Linked DNA regions of Homo sapiens: region 1 is linked to region 2. Evidence: chromatin loops called from intact Hi-C (ENCODE). Cell type or tissue: endothelial cell of umbilical vein. All regions are shown on one strand. Each heading gives the region's core, and the rest is flanking DNA. Links, peaks and the distances in the headings are about the cores only.

Evidence for each region. Peaks named below come from ENCODE experiments on the same cell type or tissue, not always from the same donor. Only the 100,000 strongest peaks of a DNase experiment are listed, where the experiment ranks them.
Region 1: it touches region 2 in a loop (3-fold over the local background); 15 of 110 quality-filtered maps call a loop at or near these places.

Annotation. Positions count from the first base shown.
Region 1 is chr7:44,462,293-44,470,624 of GRCh38, forward strand. All of the region lies in intron 2 of NUDCD3 (NudC domain containing 3), which reads right to left. It also overlaps the pseudogene RPL32P18. Among named protein-coding and RNA genes, the nearest start is that of NUDCD3, 24 kb to the right of the region's middle. In endothelial cell of umbilical vein, for the core only: a CTCF peak has its summit at 1,299; a DNase peak (open chromatin) is centred at 4,139; H3K27ac peaks cover 1,557 bases.
Region 2 is chr7:44,393,910-44,402,241 of GRCh38, forward strand. All of the region lies in intron 4 of NUDCD3 (NudC domain containing 3), which reads right to left. Among named protein-coding and RNA genes, the nearest start is that of CAMK2B, 72 kb to the left of the region's middle. In endothelial cell of umbilical vein, for the core only: no CTCF peak of the experiment used is centred there; a DNase peak (open chromatin) is centred at 4,842; H3K27ac peaks cover 2,328 bases.

The DNA.
Region 1 (8,332 bases), core at 49-8,048, 68 kb after region 2:
GCTATGAAATTTTATAGAAGCCTAATTTCCAGGGCTCGAGTTACAGTTACTGAACAAATGTAACCATAATGTGTGCCACTAGCATCTCAACCACATAATTACCCAGAAAAAATTAACAGATACATAACTTATACTCTAAAATCCCCTAATGACCACATGTTCAGAAAATGTTCCTAAATAGGAAAACACTGACCAATATTATTAGCTTAACTTTTCAGGGAATAAAGACATCATAAAGCAGATTATTCCAACTTTTCAAATATGAATGAAAACAGAAAACTCCTACTTGATCAGCAGCTCTCAAAGGGAGGGTAGGCCCTGCCTCCTGGGAGTTTGGGAGTGTGTGGGCAGCGTTAGGTGTCCTTGGGGCAGTCAATGGGCACTGTCCCCTGCCCTGCATTACCTTCACACATCCCATTAGACATGCAGGTAGACAGAAGCTGTTTAACATTCTTCTGAGCCTGTAACCTAACTCAATTTTAGATAAAAACCCAAATAATTTTTTGCATGCTTTTATTATATCATGAATTTTCCAGGAATACAACATGTCTGATTCTGGCCTTTACTAAAATGTAATTGCCTTTTTGAAAATACTCATCACCAAAGCAACACTGCCTGTGTATTCTGGGTTACCAATCAAGACACAACCAGGCTGTGTGTGTGTGTGTGTGTGTGTGTGTGTGTGTGTGTGTGTGTGTATACACAAAGATACAAAAGATTTATAGTATCTTTTGCATTGTATGAGTGCCCATGGCCCTCATGAGATAGCTGCTGGCACTGAATATATGACACTAAGCGAAGGCTACACATGCAGCCTGGGTGTGTCTTGACCCCGATAGGGTCAGGAGGCAGAGATGCCCAGAAACCCTAGCCCGCTCTAGTTTGTCTTTGTGAGTATCAAGGGACAATGTGGTTAGGGTATAACAATGGAATGACCTCCTGCCCCTCCCCAAAAACACATATGTAACTCCACTCACTTGAACCTAAGTGGCATTGAACCCAGAGAGAAGGAGAGTTGGACACTTGGTTTGGGAGGACAAGCTGGTGACACCCACAGAGGGCACGGAGCCTGCCATCCCTGAGAACTAGCAGCTGACATAGTCCATGCCCAGCCAAGCCACCAACAATGTCTAGAGACCAACTTTGGAAAACTGATGCAGCATCCAGACAGGCTAACAGGAACCTCAAATTTAAAAGTTAATACACAGCTGAGTATCCCCAAACCCTGAGAAAAGGGCAACAAATTCTACACCTAAAGAAGTGATGCTGCAGAACACAGAGTTAGTAAAGACACAAGACTTAAAAACAGGCACAATCAACAGCCTCCAAGTGGTGTGAGAGGATATTACACTCATAAGAATCAACCAGCAATCTTAAACATTAAAAACTGGAATCACTAAATTAAAATAAATAAATAAAAGGTGAGCCCAAGAACAATTGTTATCTCTGGGAGAATACTGGGCTTGAGGGATGATCAAAGGGGTCTTGAGTTTTATCTATTTACAAAAGGAATGTATTTTTACTAAATAAAAAAAAAATCAACGGACATTTTCAAAGAAATATATTTTCTGGATGAAATGGGAATTTAGTACTTCTACAACTTCACAAGCAGTATGAGGGACCAAAAGAATCATTTCCTGGCCGGGCACAGTGGCTCACGCCTGTGATCCCAGCACTTTGGGAGGCTGCGGCAGGTGGATCATCTGAGGTTAGGAGTTCGAGACCAGCCTGACCAATATGGTGAAACCCCGTCTCTACTAAAAATACAAAAATTAGCCAGGCGTGGTGGTGCACGCCTGTAGTCCCAGCTACTTGGGAGGCTGAGACAGGAGAATTGCTTGAACCCGAGAGGAAGAGGTTGCAGTGAGCCAAGATCATGCCACTGCACTCCAGCCTGGGTTAAAGAGCAAGACCCCATCTCAAAAAAAAAAAAAAAAGAAAAAGAAAACGAAGCAAGAATCGTTTCCCAAATTAACTTCCTCCAAATAACAGTCCCTCAAAGTGACAGCAGGCCAACTAGAAAGAAAAAGAGCGCCACAGTCCCATTAATTTGAGTTAAATTACGTTTTTTTCATTTCACGGCCTCTGGGTTAGAACACAATATAGCACAGACAAATCATACACCCATGTCTCAGAAAACATCAGGCAGAGAAATGTACCTTGACTAGATCAACAATTTTTTTTTTTTGGTGGAGTCTTGCTGTGTCACCCAGTGCAATGGCACAATCTCGGCTCATTGCAACCTCCACCTCTCAGACTCAAGCAATCCTCCCACCTCAGCCTCCTGAGTAACTGGGATTACAGGCATGTACCACCAAACCCAGCTAATTTTTGTATTTTTAGTAGAGACAGGGTTTCACCACATTGGCCAGGCTGGTCTCGAGCTCTTGGCCTCAAGTAATCTGCCCGCCTTGGCCTCCCAAAGGGCTAGGATTACAGGTGTGAGACACCATGCCCGGCCCACCAAATCTTTACATAAGCTTCAATTTTTTCTTATTCTATGGACCAATACCCTTTTAGAAGGAGCGTTATCCCCATTCCAGCTTTTAGATTAAGACACCCAACAATACTGGCATTTAGTACAGAATCTCAACCCTCTTTTCCTTATTCTAAATTCCCTCCTCTTACAGTGCCAAAAACAATAACCCACATCCATCCCAGGGGCCGAGCCGAGGGCAGGGCTCAGGGAAGTGGCAGGGGAGCAGAAGGGCCCAAACGAAGGTGTAAACAGAAGCTGACACATGTGCTCTGCTCCACCTCAGCAGCACCAGTTCAAACACCTATGCTTTGCTCTCCGCCCTGTGCCCTAGACCCCACACGAGCATGGGACATCCCCAGGACATTTCCAGAGAGCATTTTAAATTTCCTTAATCTTAATGTTTTTTACATGTATTTTCTAATTTTCCTCTATATTACTATAAAGAAACTTTTAGTGATTTTAAAAATCTCACAGTCATCTCACATCATTCTCCCGTAATTCCACCAGAAATGAGGCTGAGAGAATACAGACAGCCACAGCACAGTTCACACAGTAAAACATCAACACCTTAAGGCCTGTCCACATGAAGTGGGAAACTTCTGAACAGCCGTTAGAGAACACAGCAGACACCCACTGAGACTGATGTGGATGAGCAGTGTATACAGCCACTATCATCTGTGGAAAGGTTAAAACTGAAAAAGTAGAGAATGTGGGACATTAATCGTGGAGGCCATGGGCACAGGGAGAACTCTCTGCACTTCCTGCTCAATTTTGCTGTGAACCTAAAGTCAGTCTAAAAATAAACTGTATTAACCAAAAAAGAAAAAAGTAAGAAGACAGGCATAGATAAGTATGCTTGTATTTTCATAGACTATCTCCTGACCGGTACACCAGACACTGGTAACAGCAGCCACTTAGGGTAGAGTGGATAAACACAGTCACCTCACTGTGTAGAGCAGAACAGAGCCACAGACAGGGCCGTGAGTGAGAAGACCACCAAAGTTCTACTATACACCCCACCGTACTTCTCAAATTGTTTTTGATATATGCATACAGCATTTTTCAAAACACCAGTTAAAAAAAATAAAGAAAAACTTTTACGGAAAAATAGGAAGTTCCAGGGTAAAAGGGGTGCAAGAGAGTCAAATCTAAATAAAAGCTAGAGCAGCAAAATCACAGATGCTTGGCCCCAAAGATACAAAGCTGACCTCGTGAATGCATACTTTTGGGAAAGAAATGACCAGTGAACCCAGGACCATGGAAGCCTGGGTGGCACAGCCACCCAACATGAGACATCTCAGTGGTATAAGCCAGATGCTTGCTGCCAGGAGCCAGCACTGCACCAATGTAAAGCTCACAATGGCCCCTAGAAGCAGGGACAGCCACCCAGGGCCAACTTGAGAAGGAAAAAAGCTAAAAAACAAGGAAAAAGTTGAAGAATCCTCATCCCATCCCCTGAGCCACCCTAAATTGGAAAATACTCAGCAGACACAAAAAGCCTCTCAAGAGGACACTGCCAACCCACTCGGGCAAGGGATCATACCCATATGCCCTGAACACTTCTGGGGCCACCATGCCTGGTTTCCTTTCTTACTCAGAACTCAGGGAGGTATGTACATGGGGTTTATTGCTTGTTTTCCTTGGAGAGAGAAACAGTTTTCTGTTTTTCTTACTTAAGACCCAGTACAGTCAGCAGGGCCCCAAAGGCCTCAGGAAGGAGGCTGCTAGTCACCACACCAATCTGTGAAGTGCTCATCCTGCCAGCCACTCTGGTACCAGGCTCAGCCATGTGGTTCTGGGCTCAGCCATGCTGCCTTCAAAAATTAGGGGAAACAAAAGGTCTGGAAGTTTGTTCTCCTAGGAGAACTTGAGCATCCAAAGTGACATTTCTCCTGCTTTATTCAGCTTTTCACTAGGGACACTTGGATAATGCTAAGTGTTTTCTAGGTCACAGCTAGTCCTACCTACCCACTTATTGGGAAGCTCTAGCAGCAGCAGAATAGAAAGCTCTGGGTGAGCCTGCAAAGCAGGAGGCATGCTAGTGGGCAGGAGGGAGAAAGTGTGCAAACACCCCCGCTTCCCATGAATCACTAGGTCACAAAGCCCCACCGGGTGAGGGAACGTGTGACCCACTCAGACTGCTGTTTCAGACTCTGCTATGAGGGTCATGGGAAGAGAGCACTGGCCCTCCTTGGGAGAAGATTCTGGTCCAAATCTATGGTGTGGCTCAGCTATCAGCAGTGAAGATTGAGGGGCACTGACTGGTTTCTTTCCCCACATTCACCCTCACCAGCCCCCCGTGGTGAAGAAGGTTGGGTGTCACTTCCTCCAACCTCTGCAGGGCAGAGTGTGCTGCTATTACAGGGCCTGCTGAACCAGCATCTCACCCCTACTGAAGAATGGGTCAATAAAGATAGAAAAGTTATGACAGAAAAGGAGGGAAGGAAGGAGAGTCCCTTCCAATGGTCCTCACAATAATACCACCCACAGAGATCGGTGTGAAATTTTGCTTTCAGAAGTAGAATGTGCCCAGACAGAATCAGAACTGCTCATTTAACATGGGAACGGCGAAGCGCCCACTCCAAGACTTCTGCTAGTGGGTGGCCAGAAAGAAGCCATCCTCTCTCCCTTCCTGACTCAAATTGTACAACTGCTCAAAGGAAGAAAAAGAAGCCAGAGGTTCCTCTGCATCAGCCAGAGGCCAATCACCCTGATCCAGGCTGCCAAGTTAGAACCCAAGCTCCCAGATCAAGGGACAAGTCAGAGGTGGAGCTCTTTGATCAAGGGGCAGGTCAGAGATCAAGGTCCCCATTGAGGCCCGGCAGGGACGAGGCAAAAGACTGGGGCAGGCTGGCAATCTTAAACCCCATTTGCCCCAAGCCCCTAAAAAAAAAAAGTATTCCATAAATACTTGCTGAATCCAAGAACCAAACCTAGTACTTAGCTTATACTGAAAGCTTTAATTATACTATCTCATTTAATCCTTACAACAGCCCTTTAATTGTTATCACCCTATTGTATATAAGAAAAAAACTAAGACCTCAGTAAAAAAAAAAAAAAGAAAAGAAAAGGCTCTCTTCCTCGGCGCTGCCTACGGAGGTGGCAGCCATCTCCTCCTCGGCATCATGGCCGCCCTCAGACCCCTTGTGAAGCCCAAGATCGTCAAAAAGAGAACCAAGAAGTTCATCCAGCACCAGTCAGACCAATATGTCAAAATTAAGCGTAACTGGCGGAAACCCAGAGGCACTGACAACAGGGTTCGTAGAAGATTCAAGGGCCAGATCTTGATGCCCAACATTGGTTATGGGAGCAACAAAAAAACAAAGCACATGCTGCCCAGTGGCTTCCGGAAGTTCCTGGTCCACAACATCAAGGAGCTGGAAGTGCTGCTGATGTGCAACAAATCTTACTGTGCCGAGATCGCTCACAATGTTTCCTCCAAGAACCGCAAAGCCATCGTGGAAACAGCTGCCCAACTGGCCATCAGAGTCACCAACCCCAATGCCAGGCTGCGCAGCGAAGAAAATGAGTAGACAGCTCGTGTGCACGTTTTCTGTTTAAATAAATGTAAAAACTGCAAAAAAAAAAAAAAAAAAAAAGAAAAGAAAACTAAGGCCCAGGGAGACGAAAGAATTTGTTTGTTCAATGCCAGACAGCTTATCAGTGTCAGAGCTAGCAACTGAATGCCCGGTCTCTAGACTCCAAGATTCATACTCTTATTCCATAACATAATTTTTTTAAAAGGGGGAAAAAGACTAGAATCAGGAAGTAAAAAGATAAATGTAACAGTTTCAGAGATTAAAGGAGCAAACCACAAGGCAAGAGACAGGTATCCTCCTTGCTCATCCACTGGGAGAGTCTAGAAGCCTGACACCACAGCACCAACTAACACAGCAGGCCCAGCTCTTGGCTTGTAATCTCAATCTCTTATCAAAACCCAAGGACTTCTTGGAGAAAGGGTCCATTCCACAGCCAGGGCAGGAGAAGAATTCAAACCTGGAACTTCCTGTAGTGTACAAGAAAATAAAGAAGTGCTCGAAAAATGATGCAAACATGTTAACAGGAAAAGTCAACTGCAAGAGGCCACTTGAGCAATTAAACAATAGTAATGGACCATAACCTATGGAATAACTATCCATGAATACACACTGACATACACCAAGAACTAATAAATAAGTAGAGGAGAAAGAAAAGCTCTTCCTTACAGCATGTGAAACTTACAGTCCTTACAGTCCATTTGTTTTGGACTGAGCTCCTGCATAAGGCCCCAGCACACCAGACCAAACCAGAATAGAGACAATCAAAATGAACTTTAAAAAGGGCCAGTTTTCAAACAAACAAACCAAAAAAAAAAAAAAAAAAAAAAAAAACAGGAGATTTCAGTCAACTTGAGTCAGCAGGTAAGGAAGACCCCTTACCTGTTTCAACCCTATGAGGAAGTGACTTTGAAACGACCCATCTGCTTTTTGTTCTCTGTGTCTGCTTTTCTCAGCCCTTTTCTGCCTATAAAACCTACCTCCTTTGGTCAGCTCATGGGAATACTCATTCTATTTTACAGAATGAGATGTTGCCCAATTCTAGAAACACAAATGCCAACTAGATCTTTAAACTAAATTTGTTATAATTTTGTCTTTTGACAAGTATAATTCTAAATAATAAATGGAGAGAGAATGATAAAAATAGAAAATCATTTAGCAAACAGTACAGTAATAATTGTTTCAGGCAAGAATAATCAGTGGTTGCTAAGATTAATGGTAAAGGTATGCTGAGAAACAAGATATTTATCTAGTCTCAAAGTTATCTCCCCACAAGATACTTATTAATTACAAAAAGGAACACAGTAACTCCACAGTGGAAGAAATGTGCAGCCATCCATTCAGCCAAATGATCACAGTTATGATCACAATTAACATCAGAAGGAATGGGACAAATCCTGGCATGACACACTAAGGGCCCACCATGGTATTCTTCTGTGGCATTCTTGCCAAAAACATATAACACGAATACAGTCATAAGGAAGCATCAGACAAAACTATAATGAGGGACATTCCACGAAAAAAAAAAATGGCAATGAAGGAAAAAAAAAAGGACCAGTTCTCTTTAACTGTCAAGGTCATGAAAAGACTAAGAAACTGTCACTGTCCCAGATAAAGGAGACTGAAGAGAGACACAACCACGAATACAATGACAATAACAAATTGAACCCTGAGCCAAGGATAAAGGACATGATTCAACAGGCAGAATTTAAACAAGGTCTACAGATGAGCTAATGGTAATCCCTCATTATAAAAGACTCTAACATTTGGTGAAGCTGGGTGAAGAGCATATGTGAGAATTCTTCGCATGACTTCTGCAATTTTTTTTGGTAGATATGAATTATCTAAAATTCAAAGATTTTTTTAAAAGACCAAAAAATAAACAGACATTAACAGTTATATGAGAGAGAGAATATGCTAGTCTTTGGTTAGCTAAGAACACTGACTCCATACCACAGCAGCCAGCAGCCAGACCACAGATCTGACCCTCACTCTTCAGAATCCCACAGCTGCTATTTTAAAGACCAGATAACAGGCTCCAAATCTGATTTCTCAGCTCACAGAACTCACAGCCAAGTCATTTGAGATGACTTATTCCAGAGGGTCTCAAAGCAAATCCTATAGGACAGAGCTGCCTACACGCCCAGGCTCGGTTTAAGGTCCCCCCAATGTTAGCCTCTCACTCAGATGCTGCTTCCACAGCAAATTCCTTGGCTTAATTAAAGGAGATACAAAAACTCAGGTCACTCCAACTACCTCACAGCGTGGCTCAGAGAGCACAAGGCCTGCGTGGACCGGGCTCTGCATAGTCCTGGGC
Region 2 (8,332 bases), core at 113-8,112:
GGAGACTCACCAGTATACACGGGCTTGAGAGAGCAGTGTCCTAACACTGCACCTTCCACCTTCCCACCTCCAAGCTCCTGCTGCCAAAACCTACCCACACCAAAGAAGGTACTCAGCACCAGACTCTGCAGAGCCCAGGGATCAAGTCCGAGAATGTGTTCTACTAATGAAGAGGGTGGGCACCGATGTGGTGCGGGAGAGCACACAGTGGAGATTTTCCAGAACTGGGAAGAGCAAGACAAAAACCTGCAATCATGATCTGAAGCCAGCATCCCAGAAATCTTGTCTGACATTCCGAATGCAGATAGGGGGAGTGGTGAACAGGGGGAGTGGGTGGCTCCCCTACACGCCAGCTCTACCCAGTAAATGACGCTGCTCTGCCAGTGTGCAATTTAAATTTGGGATGAATCTTCCATTTCCAGATACTCTGCTAAGCTGGTTTGTCGTTGACTTTACAGTTTGTGTGACGGGGACCTGACTCACCCTCAGAGACCCCAACACTACAAACTCTACCTCGTCTTTACCAAGCTGATGCAATGAAAACCTTCCAAGAGGGAAATGCATTGTTTTCTCTATTCCAGGGAAGACTTCAGAGGAACTCACAGAACTGTAAATCTCTGGAAAGAAGAGATCCTTTACGAATTTTTTATCTTCACCAGTAGTTATTACTGTGATCCATGTAACTTATTTTATTAGCGTTCACAAGTCCTGTAAAACACATACCATTACCATTTACCATACATACCATTTTTTGTATTTAAAAATGAGGACAAACCCTTGGAAGTAAGGGCCTTTTCCAGATTGCCCAGCATGAAGAGGCAAAGCAGAGCTACACTGGGGCTGACAGCCCACCATCAGCACCATGTGGGCAGGGGGTCGGCCTACATACCATCCAGGGGACGGTGCTGGTGCTCTCAGGCCTTTTGGCACTCCACAGACCCCAACACAGGGTTTCACTGGCCAGGTCCAAACACACACCCAGAGTGGAGGGCTCCTGGGCACAGTGGGAGATGGACCTGAAGACAATGAGCCACCTGCCCAACAGGAAGGAGGGGAACATCCCCAAATCTTCTGTGTCCACAAGTGTACTTTGGACACAGAAGTACACTTGAACCCAACAAAAATTAAGATGAGCACTGCACTTTTTCATCAGAAATACTTCATCTGTGTTCAGATTTCATAATATTTACAATTGAAAGGGTATATTCACATGCCCAAGTTGTTTCAAAAATATTCAAGGTTTTCCAGTAACTAAATCAAGTAGGTTTTAAATTTAAGTTAATTAAAATAAAATAATTCAGTTCTCCAGTCACGTGAGCCACCTGTCAAGTGTTTACTCAGCTGCCACATGTGGCTAGCAGCTACTGTGCTGGGCAGTGCAGCTCTCCAAGGGGGCCATCCTCACTCACAGACGTCACGCATGTGCATCAGTGTGGTATTTTATGAGGAGATGTGAGCCGACTTTATATTGAACAATTTCTAATGGAGGCAAAATCCACTTAACACAAAACTTACCATTCAAAAGTGAACCAATGGCATGTAGTATATCCACAATGGTGCACAACCATCACCTTTATCTAGTTTCAAAACACTTTCATTACCTCACAAAGAAGCCCTGTGCCAATTATCAGTCACTCCCCATTTGCTCTAACCCTTCCTCTAAATTGTTCCCTCAACCCCACCAAGCCACTGGCAACTACTAATGATTCTGCCTCTACAGATTTGCCGGTTCTGGACATTTCACACAAATGGAATAATACAGTTATCTGTTTGTTTTTGTCTGGCTTATTTCACTTGGCATAATGTCCTCCTCAATGTTCATCTATGTTGTAGCATGAATCAGAACTCCATTCCTTTTTAAGGTTGAATAATATTCCACTGTATGGATAAACCACATTTTGTTTCATCAACTGATGGACATTTCAGGTGCCCCCACTTTTTGGCTGTTGTGAATAATGCTGCTATGAACATTGATGTACATACATCTGTTTGAGTCCCTGTTTTCAATTCTTCTGTATATTTACCCAGAAGTGCTGGGTCATATGGTAATTCTACAGTTAACTTTTTGAGGAACTACCATACTATTTTCGAAAGCAGCTGCACCACTTTACCTTCCCACCAGCGGCATACAATGGCTCCAGTTTCTCCATACCCTCACCAACACTTGTTATCTTCTGTTGTGTGTGTGTGTGTGTGTGTGTGTGTGTGTGTGTGTGTTTAATTACAGCCATCCCACAGGTGTGGCTAGCACCACTGGTCCTTTGTCCTGACCATATACACACAGGCCTGCCTCCTCTGCCTTCCAGACCTGCTCCAGTCAAGTTTCCATCTGTCATCACTGTAACCAAGTGGGCTGCCCTCCATGCTGGGGCAGCAAACAGGACCTGAGGTGTTGTCTATAAAGGTTCTTGTAAAGGCTCTGGAAGAGGAAGGTCTCAGTTGCAAAATTTTAATTATTTATTTATTTAGTACCCTTAGAATATCTTCTATTTTTAAGGATGAGCATATTAGTAAAAACAATATGAACAATATTATTAGCATGATAATTATTCTAAACAAGGGCATTCTAACATCGTTATTGACTTGCCTGGAGTCCCTCTCCACACTGTTCCTTTACAGAATTCCATCTCTCACTCTGAGCTGCAGATCCCCATTCCTTTCTCCTTCCCAAACTCCAGACCTTTTTTTTTAATGGCCCACGCCTCGTAAGTCATTGAGCTGACAAGCTTCTTTATGCTCTGAACATTCTCATGTTCTATAAACTGGTTTAATGTGTAAATGTTTCTGCTGTCACTGTCCACATTTAACTACTTTCCTTAGAGTAATGCTTCTGGGAGGCCTCAGATATGACTTCTGGTAGTTAACCTTAAAAACCACTGAATGGTACAGAGCATACAGGTCTTGCAGGGCTGTCTTCCGACACCCAGTGCAAGATGCAGTTCTGGGAGGACATGGGTACAATGTTCCTAGGATGGAGTTCAAAGACCTCTATCTAAAAATAACACCTCTGATAAAGTAGTCTGATGGTTTTACATTTGTTTTTGTTTTTTTCTGTGAATATTTTATTTTTTTAAAGTCAAGTTTGTGGAGGTATAGTATGCACATAGTAAAAATCACTCTTTTGAGGTCACATCTCCATGAGCTACTGCTACAATCAACCCACATCCCAGCAGCCCCGTTCCCCTTCTCAGCAGTCCTCTCAGCCCGATGCTCGTTTTGCCATCCAGCATGTCCGTGTCCAGAATGTCACATGTGTGGAATCACACAGTGTGCAGCCCTGTATCTGCTGCCTCCTTTGAGTGTGGGGACTCTTGACGCTCAGCCACACTGTGCTTCATGGCACAGGCAGACCACACACTTGTTTGTGGACATGTGGGCATTTCCATTGTTTTGCAATCAGGTAGAGAGCTGCTGTAGAGATCTGCCTGCTTTCTATTCTCCTTGGTAAGTAGCCAGGAATGCGTGTGTTGGGTCACGTGATGTCAGCTACTGTCCAGACTGACCACTCTGCTGCACCCCTACCAGTAGCACAGAAGAGCACCAGGTGCCCCATCTCATTTAGCGCTTGGTGCTGTCTGCCTTCTTAGCAGCTCTTCTAAGAGGTGTCTAGGGGCATCTCATCATGGTTTTGCCTTGCATTCCCCTAATGAATCATGACGTTAAGCTTCTCATGTGCTTATTAGCCTTCTCATTTTTTTTAACATTTTATTTGTAAAGAATTTTAAGCTTAAAGTTACTAGAATAAGTACAAAGACACCCATACAAGTGTTTAGCAGCTGTGTGTCTGTACACAGCTCTCTCACTCTATATGTATGCTGTATGTATAATATATAATAACATAGTATTTTCTCTGAATCATTTAAGAATAGGTTGCATTCATCTTGGCCCTTTGTCCTGAGTTATTTCCTAAGGACAAGGAAATAACTTATGATGATTTACGGAACAGGGTCCAGTCCAGAGTCCTTCCTGCATCTTGGGGGTCCTGTCCTCTTTAATCTAGGACATTTCCACAGCCTTTTTCCTCCCCTGACATCTCCTGATTAACTCATGTGTGCACACCCAGCTGGACACACATGTGTTCCACCTGCAGGCACACAACATCCACAGCCCTCAGTGGGTGGGGTGTTCACTCAGGTTACCTGGCCAAAGGGAGGTCTGACTTCTCCACTGTAGTTATTGACTTGCAAACTCTCCTCTCCAGAACCCCTGCATCCCTGCTCCACCCTGCCCCGCATAGCATCTGCCGGTCCCATCTGTCCCACGAAGGCTGGGAAATGCTGACTTTCTTGCCCTAGTCCCTCCACACTGACTGATGGCTTATGCATCTTATTGAAGCAAGCACCTTCTCTTCTGCAATGAAATTATCTATCTATTGCTGTCAGTACTGACCCCTGGATTCCTGGCCTCTCTGGTCTCTCAATGGCTTATAACTCATTACCATGCTTAATTATGTTGGTGTGAAACAATCCCAGACAAGGTTGGTGGAGGTTGCTTGACTTTGATGGTGCTCAATCATTTCCCTGGCACGTTCTCATTTTCCAGCATAACAAAATGCTCCAGGTTCCTCTTTTATCTACCCAGTCCCAGACCTCTAATCAGTCCATTTCTGAGGGACCCCAGACTGCAGGCTGAACAGTGTTCCCAAAATGTCCTCACAGAAACTTCCACCTCAACATGAATAAACTTACCTCAGCATCCCCCAATCTGCGCTGATGACTCACCAGCATTTATATCCCTTTCCTTCCTTAGTAACGGAACCTCATTTCTATTCAGGGAAGCAATGTGCCCAGCGAGGACGACTTTACTCCTCACAGCTGCCCGCGTGATCGAGACTGGGCCAATGAGACTTATGGGAATGTTGTGGGACGTTCCTTCCGGGAAGGCACCTCAGAGCGAGGGCAGATAACGGGGTGAGACGACAGCGTGGCAGAGGTCCAGGGCACCTGCTCAGCACCTGCTGCTGGGGGAATGTGGGCCACAATGGAGCAGATCTGGCTTCTCAGGACACACCACAAGTCAGCACTGTTATGAGCAATCTCCTGATTTTCAATGCTGTCAAATATTTTTTTAAGCTTGAAAATTAGAAACAAAATTAAGACACTGTATAGGCCAGATAGGACCCAGCTGTGGTCTGAGTGTGGCTGGAAGGCCCATGTATTCCAGGGATGGGGCCGACAAAGCAATGCCGAGCTGCGTTCCTTTCCTCTCCTCCAACCCCATGAAACGAGGGTGCCCAGCACCCTGTCCATGGTGCCACCAAGAGGCACCATTAGCCGGCTCTGCTCAGCACATTCCTTCCACTCACACTGGAACAGGTTTCCTTGGGCTACCGCCTTCTGTTAAATCTGTAAGCTTCAGCTCTTCCCTACTGGAACTGATGAAGGATTCTGATTTCCCCTGAAAAACGCTGAGGGCTCTCCCTAGAGACATCACTTGCACTGAAGGCTTAAGGGCTCACATTACATTCACATACTAATTTCCAGGCTCTGGGCTCTTGCCAAAATGCTAAGGTAATTTAATCTGTAGTTCCCACTCTGAGTTTATGAAGAAGTATGTTAAGTAATCCATGGGATGGCCTCAATGAGCCAGGAAAGTTGTGGGGACTCAGGAAAGTGGCTCGCCAATGAGGACAAGTAGACAATAAACCACCCATCTTCATTTTATCCTCACAATTGTTCTAAGAAGTGACACTGGAAGTATCTGGGTAAATTAGCAAAGATAAGTGAAGATGAAAAGCCCACTGTTGGTGGGGATGTGGGGATATAGGGCTAATGTCATCGGCGACACTCCAGAAACAACTCATCCACCAGGGAGAACCACAGCAACAGCTCAGAGGCTGCAGTTACACTAGAATTCCACTCTTGAGAAATAATCTAAATTGAGGGGAGGAGGTGGATACAGCTTGCACAAAAACACTCACAGGGTTCAAAAATCATAAACAAATATATTACGATGAGTTTTAAAGCCTGAGCTTCAAGGTCTAACTCCTCAAAGAATACTCCAGAGCAATTTCACTGATTTTAAATGACTTGTGTGCGCACCACGTCAATACATGAAGAAGTGTATATGGAACGGCATTCACCTCACATACAGCTACAACGACCATCTCAAGCATAGCCATGTCCAAGAGCCCCCGCAGCAGAGCAGCCACCCACGGCAGCATGGAGGACAGCCTGTCAGCTCCCCCGACTGCAGGAAGAAAGGAGGATGGTGCGCATGCCAACTGCCTAGCTTTGGGGACTGAACGAGCTATCGGAAAAAAGAGCTGGTGCCGTTGCCACGGCTGATTTTACATCTTCGTAACCAAGAAAGGAGCTTGCCTGAGTCAAGAAGTCTCATTTAACATTCTGAAGTGTGGGAGGGAGGGAGGGAGGCAAGAACTGTCATACGGTTTTAGCAGCCACCCCTGCCTGCCCTGGCTGGCTGATGTGGGATCCACGGCACAGGGAGGAGCAGGTTATGTGGAAGGCAGCTGGGAAGCGAAGGCCATGTCTGCACTGGGCTGCCAGGAGGTCAGAAGGTCAGAATATCTAACCAAGGAGCTGAGGGTGGTGGCAGCAGCGCAGCTCTGGACGCCATCCCTTTGCATCCTTCTCATCTCATGCAGCCTCACAGCAGTGCTGTGATGGGAGACCTGCACTGGTGTCTGGGGCTGCCCTAACAGGGAACAACAGACCAGGCGATACAAGGCAATACAAATTTATTATCTCCCAGCCCCATGGGCCAGAACTCTGAAATCAAGGTGTCAGTAGGGCCATGCTCCTGCAGAGACTCTAGGGGAGGATCCTTCCTGCCATTTCCAGCTTCTGGTGGCTCCAGGTGTTCCTGGGCTTGGTGGTTATATCATTCATCTCTGCCCTATCTTCTCATGGCCTTCTCTGTGTCTATCTCTGTCTTCTCCTGTTTCTTATAAAGACAGGTGTCACTGGATAATCCAGGGTGATTCCATCTTGAGAGATCCTTAACTTAATCATATCTACAAAGACCCTTTTCCCAAATAAGGCCACATTCACAGGATATCTCCAACCCTTTAGAGCAAAGCCCTCAACTCACTTTCTTTAGCCATTCCCAGTGCCTGCACAGGGTTGGGTACTTAATGATAAGAAACCAACAAACATTGGAGATCAACAAGACTACAGTGCTCAACCTTGTTTGAACGGTGAGAAATGGAAGTACAGCAAGGCTAAAGAGATGACCCAAAACCTGGCAGCTGCTTGACAGGGAGCTGCAACCCAAAGCCAGCCCCTCTGATTCACCTGCAGTCCCTCTCTGCATCCACACGCTCAAAGCAGTGTGCCAAGCTCCACACAGCAGACGTGATGCAGCAAGCGGGAGGCAAACAGGATCTTCGTGAATCAAAGCAATCGGCTCATTAATTCACAATATTATCTCAGATATGTAATCAGAGGAAACAATGTGGGCTTAAAAGGTCACACATAAATAAATAATTATATCAAGAAGACAACAAACGCCTTAGCTCCTGTAAACAGCAAAGTTTCTGTGATATACTCTGTGTTTACTGCAGTAGAGGCTACGTGGTCCAGAAAGAGGTGGAGGCAGGCAGAGCCCTGCACGGGAGCACTATGGGAAGAGTTTAAATGCTCTCCATAACTCCTCTTTATTCAGGTACTTGATTTCTCACAGGTGAAGGTGCATTAGGAACGCAATGCCATCTATTGATAATAAAGGCACTTTAAGGAACCATGGGAAAGAACTCATGCAGTGTTTCAATTGTAGAGGAATTTTTAGCAGAGAATATTTAGGAGCCGTGTTCACGGGCAGTGACAGGTGCCCCTCAGTCTGCAATGGTTCTGCTGAATTTCTACAAGCTCTTTGAGTAGCAGGTGTTTCATGAAAGCTAACTAAAAAAACTAAAGGCAGCCAGGGCACAAATGAAGCCTGGACTCAAGCAGAACACACAGGTGGAGACAGGCCTGCCGGGATTGTGCTATGGCCCCGGGGGCCCTGGCATGAAAGTTAAACATCCAGCTATCCTCTTAAGGCACAGCTCCCCCAACCTCCTGCCTGGTGGCTGCATCTCACACATTTACCTAACACAGGGAAGACTCTGAAACCCACAATGGGGACCCACACTCCTCCCTCATGTTCTGCTCCACAGAGCCTTTCAGCTGAAACGGAGCAATGCTTCCCAGCCCCGACAGGTCTGAGCCTTCTCCAGAGACTCCCGTTTCTCACAGCACTGGAAAAAGCCTTCTGGGACAAGGCAGGCATGGGTTTGAGGTCTAGCTCTACCCGCTTCGCAAGCTACTTACCTTCTCATAGCCTCAATGTCCCAATACGTAAAATAAGTTTGCAGAGAATTAAACAGATT